Regions from separate parts of the Homo sapiens genome. Here regions 2, 3 and 4 are each linked to region 1. A link is a contact called in ENCODE Hi-C or POLR2A ChIA-PET data. All regions are on one chromosome and are shown on one strand. The core of a region is the stretch at or near the end of the contact, and the rest is flanking DNA. Distances in the headings are between cores, read along the strand shown.

Region 1 (3,465 bases), core at 600-3,099:
CTCTGCACAGTGGCTAATACCCCATTTACAGGTGAGGCACGGGAAGCATAAGAAGCAAGCATCCCAATGTCACAGGGCTAGAAAGTGCCTGGTACACAATGCCAGGTAGAGCTACCTCTTAAACTCTGCACTATCATGGCTGAAGAATGCTGACGTTTACTGAAAGTTTAAGCCTTTAACAAATAGCTCATTTAATCCTCACAATAATGAGAAGACCTGTCGGCAGCAATATTCTCATTTTATAATGAGAAAAACCACAGGGAAATTAGTAATAATCACGGTGTGTAAAAAAATGGCCTTGGGAGATTCGAACCTAGGGAGTCAGATGGACCCTGGACCTCCATGCTAACCCTAAAGGTACCAGGAAAAAAAAAAACAAAAGCCAAAATAATCCCTAAGTGAAAAACAATGATTATAAAACACTAATAGACACTGTAGCCTACATACATATAAAGGCTATTTTAAAAAGTTAACCACTGAAGGATGTTTATTCTTTCGTATCATATTTCAGTTTTTTTTTGTTGTTGTTGTTTTATTTTTTTGAGACGGAGTCTCGCTATATCGCCCAGGCTGGAGTGCAATGGTGCGATCTGGGCTCACTACAACCTCCGCCTCCTGGGTTCAAGCGATTCTCCTGCCTCAGCCTCCCGAGTAGCTGGGATTACAGGCGCACCACCACGCCCAGCTAATTTATTTTTTATTTTCATTCATTTATTTATTTTTTTGAGATGGAGTCTTGCTCTGTCGCCAGGCTGGAGTGCAGTGGCACAATCTGGGCTTACTGCAACCTCCGCCTCCTGGGTTCAAGCGATTCTCCTGCTTCAGCCTCCCGCGTACCTGGAATTACAGCCGTGCGCCACCACGCCCGGCTAAATTTTGTATTTTTAGTAGAGATGGGGTTTCGCCATGTTGGCCAGTGTGGTCTGGAACTCTTGACCTCAGTTACTCCGCCCGCCTCGGCCTCCTAAAGTGCTGGGATTACAGGCGTGAACCACCGCGCCCGGCCCACTTTCAGTTTTTAACCACTGTTTCTCAATTGGAAGACACATCCTTTCCTTTCCGTTACCAATTGCTGGTAAAATCCGATTCAAAATTCTAGTGGAAAAACAACAGCAACAACAACACAAAAAACGCTAACCCTATGAACCCCCAATGTCAAAATGATCTATCGCCAAAAACTCTTCAGCGTCTAGAAAGTTTAGCTATTGGATTTACGCGTTCCTATCTCTCCTTCCAAAAATAACAACTCGTAGCTCTTTCAAGTTATTCTACTTAGTCTCATCTTATCATTTCTGTAGGAAAGTGATTAATACCCTTTTTTTCATGACATTGCCTCTAAGGCCCCAAGAACCACACAGGAGAGGGGAGCTGCCGCCTTGGAGACTTCGGGTGGGGGCAGAGCGCCGCGCCGAGGTGGAGGTAGGAGCCCCGAGGGCACAGCGGGAAGGAAGGCGGAGGAGGCTGCCGGGAGCTCGGCCTCCGAGCAATCCCCCGCCTCGCTGGGCTTCCATGCTTGCTAAAGGGTCGAGATGAACGGGCAAGGGAGAGAGAGGGCGAGGAAAAATAAAAAAGAGAGGGGCGAGTGGGACGAGGGGCCCGGGAGCAGCCGCGGCCGCGTTACCTCAGAGCCCAGAGGCCTGGGGGAGGGGCCCTCGGCGCTGCCGCGGACTCCGGGGCTCCCGGCGGGCAGGTCCTGCAGGGCCGCGGAGCGAGAAGGCTGATGTCTCGGGTGTCTCGGGGAGTTCTCCCGACGTCGCCTGCTGTTTGTCAGTCGCCAGCTGTGACACGGTAGCGGGCCGGGTCACGCTGCCCCCGGCCGCCAGGCGGGTTGCGGGAGGGGTCGCGGTGCCGCCTCTCCAGGTCCGGTCTGGCCCACATCACTGGGGCCGGGGGTTTATTGTTCCGGAGAGCCACAGGCACGGTCGGCCTGGACCCGCCGGGCAGTGTTCCGCTCTGCCCGTCCCGGCCTGGGGTCAAGCCAACAGCTGCAAGGCACGCCGACTGGCGGCAGATCGGTGGCCCGTGTGTGTCTCTTTAAGGGGCCGGGCCTGCGAAGCTGAGGGGCGGGTGGGGTGTGCGTCGCTCCCGGTGTGAGGGTGAGAGGGAGAGAGCGGCTGGCGGGCGTCCGAGGGAGGGAGGGAGCGACGAGCGAGGTAGCGACGCGGGCCGCCCCTGCCGCCGCCGCCGCCGCCGCCGCCGCCGCCGCGGTCGGACCTGCGGCCTCCTCCCCTCCCCTCCCCCGCGTCGCCCTGCTGCGGGGAGGGGGCTCGCGTCGCCGTCTCCAGCCGCTCCCGATGAAGCAGCTGCAGCCGCAGCCGCCTCCGAAGATGGGGGATTTCTACGACCCGGAGCACCCGACCCCTGAGTAAGTATCAGCTCCGCGGCCCCCCGCTGCTGTCGGCCGCCTTATCCCCAGCCGAGGGCGGCGCGTCCTGACGGGTGGCGGCGCGGGCCGGCGCGAGGAGTAACAGGCCCACGGTGGCCTCGCGCGGTCGGTGTCGGGAGCAGGCCCGCGCCGCCACTTCGAGCCGCTTGGCCGGGGCCGCAGCAGGCCCGCGGTTGGGCCCGGCGTTGGCGCCGCTGCTCGTGTCGCGGCGGCGGTTGGGCCGGGCCGGTGGGGGAGGGGCGGCCACGGTCCCTACGGTTACCGCCGTGTCCGCACCGACCCGGCCATCCCGGGGCTCGGCGGTCCTCTCGGGCTCCTCGTGGCTCGTCCGGGCCCCGCTGCTAGCCAAAGGGCAGAGTCGGAGGAGCTGCCGGTGCCGGGCCCGGCAAGAGGGCGCCGGTGAGGGTAGGCCGCGAATCCCCGGGCTCGGGTGGAAGCTCGACCCGTCGCCCGACCTCCCCGCGACGGCGGCGCCTCGGACCGGAAGGGCCTAGCGCGGGTTGCCTGGCCCCCGGGCCGTGGAGGGGCCCGCGCTGCACTCCTGAGTTTGATTTTTTCCTCCTGGGAACTCGATCCTGGCCTTGCAGTGCTTCCGGATTCACATTGTGCACCTTTGGCACTTGGGTTTTGTAATGGCGAGGTTTGTGTGGTCCCGTTGTTGAGGTGACACCGGGTTTGTTTTTCCGCTTGAAAATGAAAGCCTCCTGAGGGACATACATTTTCTTGCAGGTTGTGAGATTTTCACACTTTCGGACACAATTTTCTTGGTAACAGGAATCTCTTACCCTAAACGGATGACTTTCTATTTCTTGTGAAGACTTGGTTAAAAACCAAGAATCGTTTGAGGATTCTCTAAAGAAGACAATGTTGTGGAAAACCGACACACAGTTTTGCCCAATAGTAATTTTTCAGTCTAGGACACCTTTACATTTCTCTTGAGGTCTGAATCTGCTGCTGTATCTGCTATCTCAGAAAGCCTGGAGTCACTTCTTTCCCTGAACCCTCACGAGACCATTGTTTTGAAAAGCCGTTCTTAAACACCGTTTGCTGGTGTTAGACCTAGGAATATACTATTGATT
Region 2 (3,465 bases), core at 589-3,088, 660 kb before region 1:
CTGATTAAAGACCTCTACATCTGGCTGGGCGTGGTGGCTCACGCCTGTAATCCCAGCACTTTGGGAGGCCAAGGCGGGTGGATCACAAGGTCAGGAGTTTGACAACCTGGCCAACATAGTGAAACCTTGTGAAACCTCGTCTCTACTAAAAATACAAAAAATTAGCCAGGCCTGGTGGCAGGCGCCTGTAGTCCCAGCTACTTGGGAGGCTGAAGCAGGAGAATCGCTTGAACCCGGGAGGCGGAGGTTGTAGTGAGGCAAGATCGCGCCACTGCAATCCAGCCTGGGCAACAAGAGTGAAACTCCATCTCAAAAAAAAAAAAAAAAAAGAAAGAAAACCTCTACATCTGAGCAGGCATGAATTACTCCTCCCCCAAGTTCTCTGGAATCAAGGGGAAAATTGATGCATCAGATACCATGAGAGGTACCTCGCTTCTTTTTCTTGTTTTTTGGATTAATCTCAGAGCAGAAAGGGAAGAGATATCTACCTAGGGTAAGCTTGTACCAGACACAAGGCTTAACCAGGTCATGAAGAGGTCTGCTAGGAACATGGGGGGCCATATCATTCTCCACTCTAGCCTCTGGCAGCTCCAAAAGGAGCTGTATATATGCACATGTGCACCTGCGTGTACACTGATCACCTGGGGAGCTTTTTCACCGCATGGACATCCAGCTCCCCACAGGGGACCTGAGAATGGGAGCGATGTTGGAGGCGACTCTATATTTTCAAAAAGTGCTTCCAAGCGTTCTGATGTAACTCTGCTGCCTGGTTTGAGACTGTTTCCTTGGGACAGACTCCTGTGTCAAGTGGCCAGGATGGAGGACACCTGATCCTGTCTCCCTCTAAGCGGTAACTTGTAAAGCAACTAAGAGTCAAGCAGTTAAGCAGTTAAGAAACCATATCTAAGTGGACTTGGCCGGGGCGGGGGGGGTTTCGTCACAGAGGGACCCAACTTCGAGTAGCCCATTACACCCACTGGTTTAACAATAGAGCTGCACTGAGACCACCACCCCGCCCCCACCTTCAGCTCTATAAGGTTGGTGGAGGCTGGCGCTCTCTACCCATCCTTGATGCTTTCAACAGTTTTATCCTCTGCACTATTTGGGAGGCACAAAGCTGGAATCCACCAGAACAGTCATTCTGTCTCTATTTGAGATCCTGATGTCCCAGGAGTTACTTTGGGCTATTTCTCACACTGGTGAGGGCATGCTTGTCCCTAGAAGCTCTAGCCCTTGGCCACTCATCCTGGCAGGAGTTGGACTTTTACTCGTTTTCCCCACTCCCTCGAGGTCTCGCACCTCTCACCTATTCTTGCCGGGAGCAGGTACTCTAAGGGTCCATTCGGGCCTGTGCCACGCTAAGCTTTACAAACAGCAAGGCCGCTGCCCGCCGACGGATGGCGAACTTGGCCACTATGGAAGAGAGGACCCCCGGCCGCCAGGCCCGATTTCGGCCCGCGCCCCTAGCTCTGCCATCCCAGGAGTCAAGGGCGCTGCGGACCGCCCGCCCCCGCCGATGCCCTCACCGTTCACCAAGCTTCCGTCGCCTTCCCCAGGCCCGCCGGGGGCCATCCCTGACTCGGCCTCGGCGGCTTCCTTGGTGTGGTCGGGGTGGGCGCAGCTTGAAGAGAAGCCGCGCGAGCGACCCTGTCGCCCAGCAGCGCGGGGACCCAGCGGCTGCAGGCGCGGAGAGATGCCGGCGGCCAGCGCCATGAGTCTCCTAGCGGCCGCCATCGTGCTCCCGCCGACCCCGAGGCCTGTGCGCGGCAGGGACCGGGCGAAGAGAACGGGAGCGGCCGGCCCGAGCGCCGCGCGCCCCCTGCGGGCCGGGCGGACCCGAAGCCCAAGCCTAGGCGAGGGCATCAGCAGCCCGTCCTCGCTCACCACAGCCCTGGGCCTTCAGTAGGCGGGCTCGGCGCTGCCCAGGGCTAGGACCCTGCAGAGCTCACTCTCCAGCAAATCTAAACCAGCAGTCGTGTGGATGGAAGGCAGGAAGATGGAATGAGGCTGTTGGGGGGAAAATAATGCTAGGCCTTAGCTCAATGTCATCTAAGGAAGCGAAGTTAGTTCCCTCTAGGTCCTACCAATTGTTCCTAACTACCTCTCACGTGCCTCTGGCAAATTGGCAGCCCCATCTTATTTAACGGCTTACAAAGTAAACCTGGTGAAGATCTGGAGCCAGGGCCAGGCGCCGTGGCTCATGCCTGCAATCCCAACACTTTGGGAGGTTGAGGCGGATGGATCCCCTGAGCCCAGGATTTTGAGACCAGTCTGGGCAGCATAGTGAAACCCCAACTCTATTAAAAGTTTAAAAAACGAAAAAGAAAATCTGGAGCCAGGCCAAGGAAGACCTCTTCAGGAAACAGATTTAATCCCCAGGGCTGGAGGGGAAGGTGAAAACACCCAGCTTTGGAAACTGCCAAGAATTGAGCTGGTCCAGCGTAAAGTCCAGCAGTGAAAGTGCTGTTCCTCGCCAGGCGCAGTGGCTCACGCCTGTAATCCCAGCACTTTCGGAAGCCGAGGCAGGCAGATCACCTGAGGTCAGGAGTTCGAGACCAGCCTGGCCAACATGGTGAAACCCCATCTCTACTAAAAATACAAAAATTAGCCGGGCATAGTGTCGCGCGCCTGTAATCCCAGCTACTCGGGAGGCTGAGGCAGGAGAATCGCTTGAACCCAGGAGGCGGAGGTTGCAGTAAGCCAAGATCATGCCACTGCACTTCAGCCTGGGTGACAGAGCAAGGCTCCATCTCAAAAAAAAAAAAAAAAAAAAAAAAGGAAAAGAAAATGGTATCTGAAAGCTGAAGGAGACAACAGTCTAGACAGAAAGGCCCCACCTGGACAGCAGGACCCAAGCCCTTTGTGGCACTTGAGGAAGCCCTCAGGATAGCACTCTTTTCTGACAGCCATTTGGCATAAGGCTGAAATGCCATGATTTCTTAGTTGCCTCTAAAGAAGCCAAAATGAAGAGCTATACACAAAGCAACACTGGCCATGAGTTGTTAATTGTTGAAGCTGGGTGACAGGTACTTGCAGGTTCATTATACTATTTTTTCTAGTTTACAACACATGTGTTGAACAGATGTTTAGATTTTTATGTTAAAAAAAAATCAGCCAGGCGCAGTGGCTCATGCCTGTAATCCCAGCACTCTGGGAGGCTGAGGCAGGCGGATCATGAGGTCAGGGTATCAAGACCATCCTGGTCAACATGGTGAAACCCCATCTCTACTAAAAATACAAAAATTAGCTGGGCATGGTGGCACGCGCCTGTAGTCCCAGCTACTTGGGAGGCTGAGGCAGGAGAATTGCTTGAACCCGGGAGGCGGAGGTTGCAGTGAGCCGAGATTGCGCCACTGCACTCCAGCCTGGCAACAGAGTGAGACTCCGTCTCAAAAAGACAAAAAAAAAAAAAAAAACAACAACCAGGGATGCCAACCAACTAGTTTGTTCCCAGGGGGGTCTTTG
Region 3 (3,465 bases), core at 369-2,868, 640 kb before region 1:
CATTGAAGCATGCTGACTCCAAAACCCTCCATGCTTATACTAGGCTAATTTTCTTATTTCCAGGATATTATGCTGTTGCCTAAATGTACTACGGTTCATTCCTTGAGACATATTATACTGTTATCTTCAAAGGCTGAAAGGGGCAAGAAAGGTCCAACAGCTAATAAAACTTGTGTGTGGTTTTTGTTTTGTTTTGTTTTGAGAAGGAGTTTCGCTCTTGTTGCCCAGGCTGGGGTGAAATGGCGCGATCTTGGCTCACTGCAACCTCGGCCTCCTGGGTTCAAGCAATTCTCTTGCCTCAGCCTCCCAAGTAGCTAGGGTTACAGGCGCACGCCACCATGCCCGGCTAATTTTTGTATTTTTAGTAGAAACGAGGTCTAGCCATGTTGGCCAGGCTGGTCTCAAACTTCTGACCTCAGGTGATCCACCCGCCTCGGCCTCCCAAAGTGCTGGGATTACAGGCGTGAGACACCGCTCCCGGCCCTAATAAAACTTTGTATCACAGCTACATAAATTAAAACACTTGAAGAGCAACTATCTTTTAGGGATAAAGAGCCAACACCGGTAGAAAACGCAGCAAAGGATGTAGTTTCTGCACATCGCCTTAAATCTCTAAGATTTAAGTGTAAATTACAAGATGTAGTTAAAACCCACAATGACAGTGGGGTTACCACCTTGCAAGAAACTTCAAGGGAAATCACCAGACAACGTCTCATTTCACTCTGGCCCATAAGCTGCAACTAAAACCAGGTTGAAAGCCTGTAAGTGGCCTTCTGCAGTCTACCTGCTAGTGTATGGCAAACCCTCATGGAGTGGGGTTGTAAAGTGAAACAGCCTCTGCCTTGAAAAATCATAATTCAAGTGACCAATGTTGCTACACAACGACTAGATATGCCATATCCCTGGCTTAGGGTTTCTGAGGACCCCTGGGACTCCAGTTCACTGCAAACAAAGGACCCAACATGCATTTGGTCTTCCCCTGCTAAATGGGACAAGTTACCACCAGCAAACAAAGAATACCTCACCCCTTGGCCTCCCCCAGTGACAAGGTCGGTGCAAAAGGGGGCAAACTAGGGGGGCCAGAAGGCACCGGGCCTCCCTCTGGACGAACGGTCCGGGCAGCACCGGGAAGGAGGAGAAGTAGACAAAGGTCTCGGGGCACTCAGGAGGCTTCCTCCAGGCCCTGCCTGGGGAAACGGCGCATCCCGAGGCGAAGGCGTCGTTGCGCCAATGAAGCGGCCTCTCCCACGGCCTCCGCGGAGCCCCTGGCTGCGAGGCCCGCCCCGGCGGACCGGTCTGGCCCCCGCCCCCGCCCGGGCTCCATGGCAACGGCAGGCCGAGGCCTGGCTGCCCACGGATCGGCCGGGCCGGCTTCCCGGGCAGGCCTAGGATGCCCGGCCTGCTCCTCGGGCCCGCCGGCGTCTCCGCCCCACTCTCCGCCAGGCTGGCGGTCGGACCGGGCCCCCTCCTCACGACGACCACCCCCGGCCGCGGCAGGCTCCTCAAGAGGGCACGAAAGGGGAGAATAAAAAGCCCAATTCACCTGTTGTTACAGATGTGAAACAAGCCTCTGTGCACCGCGCATGAGCCGCGGCTCCCCCAACCACGGCCGGACTACAACTCCCAGCAGCGGCGGCGCGGCCCCTTCCGAGTCCCGTGGCGGAAGTCCCGCCACCGGCCCGGCGTTCCCCACCCGGCGTCACGGAGCCCGCCTGCGGCGCACGGCTCCGCTCCCCCGCGGGCCTGGAGCCCGGCCCCACCTGGGACTCGTCGTAGCCGCTCGGGGCACCCAGCGCCCGGGATGCCCCAGCACCCGGCCCAATGGGGCGCGGCGGCGGTGCAGGCGGGACTTCCGGCGGAGTCGCGAAGGGGACGGGTTGGCGCCGGCTGCTCTGGGGTCGCAGAGCGAGCGGGTTTGGGTGGCGGGGTCGGGCGTCAAGTTGCTGCCTTTCTCGGCGACTTAGCTGCCTGCAGTGTGAAAGCGGGAAGGGTCTTCTCGCCCTCTGCGAGCCACCCGCGCCTCCTGATGCGAATAAACAGCCCGGGTCATGGCTGAGCGGGGAACGGTTTCCAGCTCGGGCTCCGGGATTCCACCCGCCTTCCCCGCCACAGCTCGTAGCCACGCCTCTTCTCTTCCCCATCTCCCCTCTAATCTGTTTTTTTAGGGAGGTGAGCATTTTTGTCTTGTCTCCCCAGTTTGCAGGGAAGATGAAATCAACGTGTTGGTTCGTTGATTTCGTAAACTGTACAACGTTAGGCAAAGGACAAGGTGGCACTTGCTGGTCGCGGGGAGAGTGCCAGTCATAGTTGCTGGAAATCTGGAGGTCCGCCCGGCCACATCACCTCTTAGGAATGAGAAAGGGGATTGTCCCAATTACACGCTGTAGTCCTCTAGATAAGGTTCAAGTATAGGTTCAGTGGAATTCAGCTTCAAAAGGAAACAACGCAGTGGCGTAGCTCTGAAGCTGGGTCAGGATTTTACAGAGTATGGTTTTAAGATGTGGCCTTTAGGCCGGGCGTGGTGGCTCACGCCTGTAATCCCAGCACTTTGGGAGGCCAAGGCGGGTGGATCACCTGCGGTCAGGAGTTCAAAACCAGCCTGGCCAACATGGTGAAACCCCGTCTCAACTAAAAATGCAAAAAAATTAGCTGGGCGTGGTGGCGGGCGCATATAATCCTAGCTACTTCGGGAGGCTGAGGCAGGAGAATCACTTGAACCCGGGAGGCGGATGTTGCAGTAAGCCGAGATCGTGTCATTGAACTCCAGCCTGGGCGACAAGAATGAAACTTAAAAAAAAAAAAAAAAAAAGATGTGACCTTTGAGGCTGTATGAAGAATTAGTGCCATATCCCGTCACTTTTGTGTGCAAACAGTTCAACATGTATCTCTTTTCTTTCTCTCTACATTGGCTAGAAGACCGGGGTGTGGGGGTGGAACATCATTTATTCATTCAAATAATTAGTGCATCTGAACAGGGCATGGTGCTGTGTTGTGTGGAGAATAGAGAGATCCCTGCACGGACATCTGAGTGCTCTGTGTATCAGTTGCTAAGCTGGTGTGGAGGCTACAAAGGCCCTGCCTCAAGGGACTTAGAGCCTAGTAGAGAAGATGACAACATTGTGTGAAGGAAATGGAAAGTGGTAAATGCTGGAAAGGAGGTATTAGGTACTCCAAGAGTTCAGAGAAAGGAGTGGTTACTCCTGAATGGCAAAATGAAAGGAACGTGAACAAAGACATACGAGTGGAACAAGGGACAAATCCTAGGAATATTCAGTAGTTCAGTGTGACCACAGGGTTGGATGTGTGTGCAAGCTTTACAGGAAATAGAACTGAAAAACTGTTGGGGAGTGCCATACTAAGGAATTTTTACTTTTTTTGGTAAGACATTTAAAAAATTATTAGGAGAGTAAAATACTGCACTTTTTTGTTGTTGTTGAGACAGAGTCTCTACTCAGTCACCCAGGC
Region 4 (3,465 bases), core at 643-3,142, 630 kb after region 1:
GTGTCGGGACAGTTTGCCAGGGCCACGAGAAGGGGGCAGGTGGTAACTAGGTAGTTGGCTTCAGAAGCAGCGGCACAGGGCCCTATGCTTGGTTTAATGCTCTGTGCTCACCATCTTGAACTTCTTAATTTTTAACAAGGTGCCTGCATTTTCATTTTGCACTAGGCTCTGCAAACTCAGTAGTGGATCCTTACTGTAAGTGATTCACTTAAATGTCTTTGGGGTTTCAGCTTTCCTCTTCCAAAGGGGCTCACTTTGCCTATCAATTTTTTTTTTTTTTTTTGAGATGGAGTCTCACTCTGTCACCCAGGCTGGAGTGCAGTGGTGCTATTTTGGCTCACTACAACCTTCGCCTCCTGGGTTCAAGCGATTCTCCTTCCTCAGCCTCCCAAGTAGCTGGGATTACAAGTGCACGCCACCACACCTAGCTAATTTTTGTATTTTTAGTAGAGATGGGGTTTCACCATGTTGGCCAGGCTGGTCTCGAACTCCTGACCTCAGGTGATTCACCCGCCTTGGCCTCCCAAATTGCTGGGATTACAGGCGTGAGCCACTGTGCCCGGCCCACTTTGCCTATCTTATGGTACTGTTGCATGAGATAATACTAGAGTGAAAGCACTTTTGCAAGTTAACAGCTTAACCCACACACAGGAGGGCAATGGTTGTAAAGCACATTACAAGTACCAAGTACAAAAAAGAAGGATCACTATGGACTCCATTGCTCCCTCCACCTCCCCTTCAACTGCCATGGAGTTTTCCACACCTCATCCCACCTCCACCCTGTGCTCCAGCCACTTTGCTGATGGTGCGTTGTGGTCAGCTTCTGAGGTCAGGGGACCTGTGTGTCTCGTCTTTGCCCCACCCCTCAGTGCTGAGCACCCCTCACCTGCAATGGGGGCTCGGTAACTCTCGGTGAATTAGATTTCTTCAGCTGGACAAATAGCCTCCTTAAAGTCTTTAAACGCTTCTTGCTTGACACCTTTACAGTTTTATCCCAGAACACTTGAGCTAGGGGAGGCCTTGGACACTGAGTTCATCAATGTCATTTCAGCAGTGGAGACCCAGGGAGGTGGCGTGACTGGAAAATGGCAGGGCCTGGGCCGGAACTCAGGTGTCCCAGCTGACTGTCTTTCTCATGCTTTTTCCCTTTCATAGACTCTTAAGAATATTTGGAAATGTGGTACAGCAAATATTAGAGGTTTATCAAGTATTTCTAAAAGCAACTACAGACAAAGGGAAACGAAGCACAAATTTTGAAATCGAATGTATAGACAGACCTTAGGGGATGTTAAGTTGGTATGTTGCAAATAAATAATACACATTGTGGCTCTAAGTGTGAGTCTGGTTTTTTGTGTTCACTAGGATTTAATTTTAATAACATCATGAATTCACGGCAGTTTTGAAATAGGGCTAATATACTGTTGTGAAGTTGACGACAACTGCGGTGTCTTTGGTTTCTTTTTGAAATGGCTGGAGTGCTGGTGGTTAAGTTTTATGCTCTCGTGTCTGCTTTCTCACTTCCTGTTTTAAAATAAATGCTTGGTTTTACACGGCTTTGTGCACACGGAGGAGCTAGTTCTGATTGATGTCATTCTTTCTATTTTAGGAGCTCCCAGATTCATTGAAGGAGCAGACACACCTGAGAGAATGGTACATAAGCAATACCTTGATTCAAATCATTCCTACATATATTCAGTTATTTCAAGCGATGAGAATTCTGGATCTGCCAAAAAACCAAATCTCACATCTTCCAGCAGAAATCGGTATGTCAACTTAGCAGGGGTCTTCGGGCCTCTGGTGTGTTAAGCAGGCAGCTGTCAGGCAGGTGACAGACACTGTGCAGACACCGTGTTTCCTCTCCAGCTTCCCCAGGAAGTGGTTGGGCAGGGCCGTTTGGAGGCTCCCCAGAGCTGCTTGTTTGCAGCATCCCTTTGGGTGGTGAGGTCGGCGTCTCGCCTGTATAACTCAGCACACAGGACACTTGCCAATTGCTCAGAAACCAGAAGTTTCATGAGTGAGCAATATTTTATTTAGGAACTCTGTGTTTATTTTCTTTTTGTTTTAAACCTATAAACGTGCAGTATGCTTATTAGAAATGTAATGTATTGCTCTTATACATTAGTCCATTGATAAATCTAGTTTAGCTTATGTTGTCTTTTTTTTTCTTTTCCTTGAGACGGAGTTTCGCTCTTGTTGCCCCAGCTGGAGTGCAATGGCACAATCTCGGCTCACTGCAACCTCTGCCTCCCTGGTTCAAGTGATTCTCCTGCCTCAGCCTCCCAAGTAGCTAGGGTTACAGTCACGTGCCACCAGCTGATTTTGTATTTTTTTTTTTAGTAGAGAAGGGGTTTCACCATGTTGACCAGGCTGGTCTCAAACTCCTGACCTCAGGTGCTCTGCCTGCCTCGGCTTCCCAAAGTGCTGGGATTACAGGCATGAGCCACAGTAACCAGCCTGATGTCTTTTTGATGGATCAAAATTTTATAATTCTCAGTCATTATTCAGTTGTGTTATCTTAAAATGAAAATGACAGTGATCATTATTGCTTCTCTTTTTCCTGGGGTGCAAGGAGTGAAGGTCTGGAGCTGCATGGAGCTCCATTCTTACACATGTGCCCTGGGACCAGTGGTTTCGCATAGTTATGTGAAAATTTACCAGAAGCCAAGACCCTGTGGGACAGGTGGCTTGTGGAGCCTCTGGTGTTCATACATGTCTTGCTGGCTGTGTCAAGACTACAAGGCTCTGACCACCCTCTTACCCAGGCCGATCTTGGGGATGCATATGCATGTACTAACCTTGAGGGATGAGGAGACACCTGCTCCCAGGCAAAGAGCAGCCTTGCTAACCACTTGCTGTAAAAGTGGTGGGTTCCCCAAGCTCAGGGTTCTCAGCTGTGATGTATATGTGCATAGCATCTATCCAGGCCATCTGCATCACGCTTGGTAAACTTAGCTGTAAGTGCAACTCACATCAGTATGCTGTGTTGGACCAGGAGCCTCGTGTCTTCTGTCGGTATCCATGAAACAGGAATAGGCAAAATTTATTAGCTTCTAAGCAGGGTAAAATCAAATTTTAGACCCAACAAGGATAAGTACTTCTGTTTCCTTGCCTAGTTTCTGGAAAGGTAGAAAGGACCTTAGAATTTCTATGACTGAAAAGTACCATTTTTGACATGTAAGGGGTCATTTACCTCCTGCCCCTTTATTTTGCAAATTGGAGAGACCCACTGACTGAATCATTAACTGACTGAATCATTATCATTTACATATTACACTAAGGAACTTCTTCAGAGCCTGGGCTAGAAGCCAGATTTCACTATTTGCAGGTCATTTTTGGGCAAGCTCATGGTATATTTAAATAACTGGATAGAGTTTCTGAGGACTGAGTTACTTTTAAAAACCCTTTTTAGGCTGGAGGCGGTGGCTCATGCCTGGAATCCCAGCACTTTGGGAGGCTGAGGCAGGC

The links. Hi-C counts contacts between places; a loop is a spot of excess contacts on that map. ChIA-PET counts read pairs that join two places held with the same protein, here RNA polymerase II (POLR2A). Pooled maps may share reads with other maps.
Region 2: a loop to region 1 is called in a pooled map, with 3 times the contacts of the local background. The contact joins the enhancer-like site here to the promoter of KIF9-AS1 in region 1. A Hi-C loop is called at or near these places in 2 of 50 pooled maps. POLR2A ChIA-PET finds 5 or more read pairs at or near these places in 3 of 52 experiments (CD4-positive, alpha-beta T cell, CD8-positive, alpha-beta memory T cell and naive thymus-derived CD8-positive, alpha-beta T cell).
Region 3: a loop to region 1 is called in a map of CD8-positive, alpha-beta T cell, with 10 times the contacts of the local background. The contact joins the promoter of DHX30 here to the promoter of KIF9-AS1 in region 1. A Hi-C loop is called at or near these places in 1 of 168 maps with a recorded cell type or tissue (CD8-positive, alpha-beta T cell) and 9 of 50 pooled maps. POLR2A ChIA-PET finds 5 or more read pairs at or near these places in 2 of 52 experiments (MCF 10A and naive thymus-derived CD8-positive, alpha-beta T cell).
Region 4: a pooled map shows a loop between it and region 1 (6-fold over the local background). The contact joins the enhancer-like site here to the promoter of KIF9-AS1 in region 1. A Hi-C loop is called at or near these places in 2 of 37 single-sample maps with no recorded cell type and 6 of 50 pooled maps. POLR2A ChIA-PET finds 5 or more read pairs at or near these places in 1 of 52 experiments (PC-9).

The regions. Positions count from the first base shown.
Region 1 is chr3:47,162,754-47,166,218 of GRCh38, reverse strand. It overlaps KIF9-AS1 (KIF9 antisense RNA 1), which reads right to left and starts at 1,849. Exons shown (of 7, transcript NR_033373.1): 1 at 1,622-1,849. It overlaps SETD2 (SET domain containing 2, histone lysine methyltransferase), which reads left to right and starts at 2,106. Exons shown (of 21, transcript NM_014159.7): 1 at 2,106-2,365. The coding sequence starts at 2,295. RefSeq lists silencers at 1,604-1,653, 1,704-2,453, 2,504-2,813.
Region 2 is chr3:47,823,309-47,826,773 of GRCh38, reverse strand. The region is part of intron 4 of DHX30 (DExH-box helicase 30); the gene reads right to left. Among named protein-coding and RNA genes, the nearest start is that of DHX30, 22 kb to the right of the region's middle. RefSeq lists a silencer at 1,679-1,968. Within about 2 kb of position 1,838, at least 29 of the 41 ENCODE cell types and tissues checked have a DNase peak (open chromatin) inside an H3K27ac peak, as active enhancers do.
Region 3 is chr3:47,801,291-47,804,755 of GRCh38, reverse strand. DHX30 (DExH-box helicase 30) reads right to left here and starts at 1,618. Exons shown (of 22, transcript NM_138615.3): 1 at 1,544-1,618. RefSeq lists silencers at 1-20, 1,198-2,047 and an enhancer at 948-1,473.
Region 4 is chr3:46,537,343-46,540,807 of GRCh38, reverse strand. It overlaps LRRC2 (leucine rich repeat containing 2), which reads left to right. Exons shown (of 9, transcript NM_024512.5): 4 at 1,607-1,763. Among named protein-coding and RNA genes, the nearest start is that of LRRC2-AS1, 18 kb to the left of the region's middle. RefSeq lists an enhancer at 1,687-1,746. Within about 2 kb of position 1,892, at least 16 of the 41 ENCODE cell types and tissues checked have a DNase peak (open chromatin) inside an H3K27ac peak, as active enhancers do.